Linked DNA regions of Homo sapiens: region 2 is linked to region 1. Evidence: chromatin loops called from intact Hi-C (ENCODE). Cell type or tissue: mucosa of descending colon. All regions are shown on one strand.

The links. Peaks named below come from ENCODE experiments on the same cell type or tissue, not always from the same donor. Only the 100,000 strongest peaks of a DNase experiment are listed, where the experiment ranks them.
Region 2: a loop joins it to region 1, with 3 times the contacts of the local background. A loop is called at or near these places in 12 of 110 quality-filtered maps.

The regions. Positions count from the first base shown.
Region 1 is chr17:27,513,514-27,516,013 of GRCh38, forward strand. All of the region lies in intron 1 of KSR1 (kinase suppressor of ras 1), which reads left to right. Among named protein-coding and RNA genes, the nearest start is that of KSR1, 58 kb to the left of the region's middle. RefSeq lists enhancers at 1-717, 718-1,560. In mucosa of descending colon, no CTCF peak of the experiment used is centred here; no DNase peak of the experiment used is centred here.
Region 2 is chr17:27,558,954-27,561,453 of GRCh38, forward strand. All of the region lies in intron 2 of KSR1 (kinase suppressor of ras 1), which reads left to right. Among named protein-coding and RNA genes, the nearest start is that of LGALS9, 71 kb to the right of the region's middle. In mucosa of descending colon, no CTCF peak of the experiment used is centred here; DNase peaks (open chromatin) are centred at 322, 880, 1,138 and 1,954.

The sequences.
Region 1 (2,500 bases):
GTGTACCTGGAGGTAGCATCACTGCATCTCATCCCATCTTCATATTAACCTTGTAAGCCGATGGGGAGAGTGGCTCACCTTAGCAAGGGTGTGTCTGCTGGGACCCCAGGGAAGCTTTGCTTACTGTCCTATGTCTATACCCCTTGGGTTGTCTCTGAGCTTCTCTTGGGGACGCATCGTTTTCCAGGTGTTGTGAGGAATTACAGCAGTAAAGCTTGCTTGATGCTTATGTTTAACCCCTGCAAGGCAGAATACGGGAGTTGCATGTAGCCAGTGTCGGGGGCTGGTGAAGAAGGGTGTAGGGCTGTGTTGGGGCACAGCCTGCTCATCACACAGGTCCTCCAGAGTGGACCTGAACGCTCAACCCCTTTAATCTTTGGTGTCTGCCTGCAGTGTTTCCTCCCAAGTGGGTTTGGTGCCCTTCCAGCATATTGAGTGGAGAATCGTCGGAAAGGCTGAGGCTTCAGCCGAGTCTCCAGGCCACTGCTTGCGGTGCAGCTAAGCTCTTAATGTGTTTTCATAATCAAAGCAGAAAGGTCCCATTGTGGCGCTAACGCCTTTGCCATAAAGCACTTTTTGTTTCCTAACAAAATTCCAAGTCTCAAAAGCAAGTCAGCTTAGCAAAAACACAATACCAATGAATGGCCATTTGCCACTTGCAACAGCTAGGCAAGCTCCCAGTAAATAACACTCGGTCAGCCTGTGTTTTATTGGGGCACCCCAAAGACATGAAAATACTTTGCAGGCTACTTGGAGGAAAACAGTAAGATATTAGGAGTCATATTTATCACCGGGGAATTATAACCTGATATTAAGGTGCCAGTTAGGGTTTGCTTGGCTATATATTTCAGAAAATTAAGTAAGGCTGGGGACAGTAGCTCACGCCTGTAATCCCAGCACTTTGAGGGGCTGAGATAGGTGGATCACCTGAAGTCAGGAGTTCAAGACCAGCCTGGCCAACATGGTGAAACCCCGTCTCTATTAAAAATACAAAAAACTAGCTGGGTGTGGTGGCGTACGCCTGTAATCCCAGCTACTCAGGAAGCTGAGGCAGGAGAATCCCTTGAACTCAGGAGGCAGAGGTTGCAGTGAGGTGAGATTGTGCCATTGCACTCCAACCTGGGCGACAGGAGCAAAACTCCATCTCAAAAAAAAAAAAAAAGAAAAGAAAAGAAAAGTAACACTGGAAGTAAGGGATTATTTTTCTTATGAAACAAAAAGCCCAGAGGCTGACAGTCTTACGGCTCCACGTTGCTGCCTCCTGTCTTTTTGCTTTATCATCTTCAGCACAAAGCCTCATACTCCCAAGATGGCTGCTATATCTCCAGGTTTCACATTTGCATTTCAGGTAGGAAGGTGGCTTTTGTCAACTGCCTCTTATCCATTTTAATGAGGAAAACTAACTTTCTGGAAGTACCAAGCAATAGGCTTTCCCTTACATTTCACTGGTTAGAACTGGATCACATGGCAACCACTGGTTGTCAGGGTGGCTGGGAGCTAAGCACATTGTTATTTGAACAAAATCAGGGATTCCCGAGGTTAAGGAAGGAAAAGGAGGATGGACATGGGGAGGCAGCTAACAGCAGGTGCCATGATTCACTGGATAAAATAGATAGGAAACAAGCTGTTTCATAGAAAGCGAATTTATATTCAGTAACTGAAACATTCTTGTAAGCACTAAAATGTATTTTAATCATTTTAATTGCAGTCATGTGCCGCATTGTCAACAACAGACCACGTGTATGACAGTAATCCCATAAGATTATAGTACTGTATTTTTGCTGTACCTTTTCTGTGTTCTGATATGTTTAGATTTGTCTTACAAATGTATTACAGTTGCCTACCATACTCATTACTCTGATGTTCACACAAAGCCAAAATCACCTAAGGACATGTTTCTCAGAACGTATTTCTGTCGTTACACGCCGCATGACTGTAGTTTGAGAAGACACATTTTCTTCTAAACAACTTAATGACTTTTTCGGTGTGGCTGGGAGTCTCAGTAGGCTCTACTGAGGTGTGGTTTGAACGGCCACTTTGCCTCTCATATAATGGTCCCAGAAAATTATGCTTTTTAAATCTTGGGTCTGCTTCGTAGTTTTTTTTTTTTTTTTTTTTTCATTTATTCCATTATTGCTGCCAGGTCTTGTGGCCTCTGTGCATTTACCTCTAGAAACCTGGTTCTTTTCACCTTAAAAATGTTCTGCTTTACTATAATCTATGGATGGGAGAAACCAGAGAACCCAACATGGTAGAAATGTGGATTGAGGAAGGAGGCTCTGGGGGAAACCATAGACTCTCCTCTAGGTTAGGTAGGGCTTTCATGAGCAGGCTTAGTCTGTTTTATCAGCTCTGATCTCTTCTGGCCTATCAGATAAAAGAATTTGCCTTTTTTTTTGTTAAGGGAAGGAGTTTGAAATCTTCTCCAGTCAAGGCACTATTTAACAATTGGCTCTCCATGGCTGACTTAATGCTAATTTTCTCATCACCATTCAACATA
Region 2 (2,500 bases), 45 kb after region 1:
AAAACATACGTGGATCGTTTGTGTGTGCAGCCGTCTGTGTGTGTAATCTCCTCCTTCCTTTTCCATATTGTTTTCCTAAGGGCCATCCCTGCAGGGTTATCTAAATACCATTTCAGATTTTGTCTTTTGGTTGGATAGTGTTTGCGGTCTTAAAGTTTCCAGGAAATAATGCCTTTTCTACTAGAGGAAGAGAGGGGATAGACATGGATGTGGTCACACAGTACGGCAGCTGCATTTCCAGGTTCCTGGTGTGGCTGAGGTGGCCCTGCGTGGGTTTCTTTCTGTTCCCACCTGAGTCAGATGCCAGCCCTCTGCGGCTCCGAGCCTGCTGCGGCGCTGCATGCCTGACCTTTGGTTCCTCGTCCCTTCCCTGTCTGTAGATGTTGGAGACAGAACTTGGGCAATGCCTGCATGTGTTTGCCCAACCACTAGATCTTCATCTAGAGCAGCGCTGTTCAAAACCTTCTGTATTGTCCATTCAGTGTGGCAGCCCTTAGCCATATGTGGCTTGGGGACACTTGAAATGTGTATAGTGCAGCTGAGAAACTGAAATTCGTGTTTTGTTTTATCGTAATGAATTTTAATTTGAATAGACATCTGGCTATGACTGCATTGACCAGGGCCCTGTGGTGAGAGCTGGGATGCTGAAGACACCTTCCTCTGCCCCAGGAGCACACAGACTGGGGTGAAACAGGAAGTGAGAGCCCCAGATGCCCTGATGGCTCCGGGATGGGATCTGTTGGAGCCAGTGGGCCAACTCATCCTGGGTAGTCAGGGAAAGACGGATGTCCGGGAAGGCAAGAGCACACCAGGCGGAGGGAAGAATATCTGCAGAGACCCTGAGGATGAGGAAATCAGAGCGCTTGTGAAGCGCGTGAGGAGGAGTCTGTGAGGAGGCTGGCGGGGAGCCGGGGTGGATTCCTGCAGCTCTCCCTGTGTGCAGTGTAGGGGTTGGGGCTCCTCTTAGGGGATATTGGAAGTGTGTGTGAGAGAGGGGCAGGAATTCCAAATGAACATTAGAATTGTTTAAAGGAAAATAAAACTAGCAAGAAGGCTGCATTCACATGGGGATGGGCTGAGAGTGACGGGGTGAGGAGCGCTGCCTCCCACGTGGCTGGAGGGTGGAAGGGTCGGGGATAGGAAATGAGATGGGAGGGAGCTCAGAGGCGGGGCCCTGCCCCGCTCCCAGTCATTTGGATTTGCACACTATGGCTGTTTCAAGCGGCCCCCTGTCCCACAAGTTACGTCTAAAAGTCTCAGCTTCATATTCTGGCAGCAGCTGGGGAAATGATTTCAGAGCCTGCTGGCATGGAGCCATTTTTTTTTTCTTTAGCAATTTCCCGGTTGGAAGTTGTTGAAAGGAAGTGGCAAGCGCTGCCTGAGCAGTTCTAGCTGGGAGAGGTGGGTGCTGCAGAGTCTGGGATTCCAGGGTGAAAGCCACAGGTTCCCCTGAATAAGCTCTTACTGCTGGTGGTTCCTGAACTGAAGATGCAGGCGGATCTGGTAAGGGGATTTTTGTTGTGATCCTGACTGGACATGTTTCTCTTTCCGCTCTCCTCTACCCTTGCGTTCCTGTGTTTAAGATGAGGCCTTCTCCCAGAGATGGGGGACAAAGCTGCCTTACTCCTGCCACCATTTTGGTTTCCCAGTGGCTGGGGGTGGCCAGAGCTCTGTGTGGACACCAGGAATGTAGGCTGTATGAGGCAGTAGGATGTGTGAGACCTAACCAGGAAAGCGAACCCGCATTTGGCTCCTGGGGTGCAGCTTGAGTCGGCATGACTATGGCCCTCATTCCTAGCCTCTCCTTCCCACCCCTCCTCCTGTCGGCCCCATACTCTCTCTTTGAGAGCCAGAGGCCCAGCTGTTCTTACAACCTTGCTCTTTGGCAACTGGGAGCCTCCCCAGGAAGCAGCACACACCCTCACCCAGCCTCCTGGAGGGATCTGTGCCAATGTGTCAGCCCAGCAGCACAGGGCTGCCTTGGTACCAGCCCAGTGGGGGCTGGGCCACACAGCTCTCCACTTAGGATGGGGAAATGGTGGCAAGTGGTGGACTGGCATGCCTGTATCACCTGGCCAGTCAGGAGAGGAGCTGAAGTTGGAGCATGGAAGGAAGGGGCAAGCTACAAGGCCAGCATTGTATAGATGTCATCCTGTTTCATCCTTATCCCTGGGACAGGAGACAGGGAGATCTGATGATCCCCTGCAAGCTGATGGCAGGATGAAGATTCAAACCCAGGTCCTTGTACTTCCTTCTCATACACAATTTTGTCATCTAATATCTTACCCAGAATAGCACAGTTTTGGGGCTACTGTATGATATGTAGTTGTGTAAATGAATTGACTGCCTGCCTTTGTGTGTGTGCACGTGTGTCTCTCTCTTCCCCCCTCATTTCTTCTTTCCTTTACATTCACTCGTTACTCATATGCACCCATTGATCACTTACCTTTTACCTGGTACCTTGATTAATTATCACAGAGGATTAATTGATGAGCAAAAT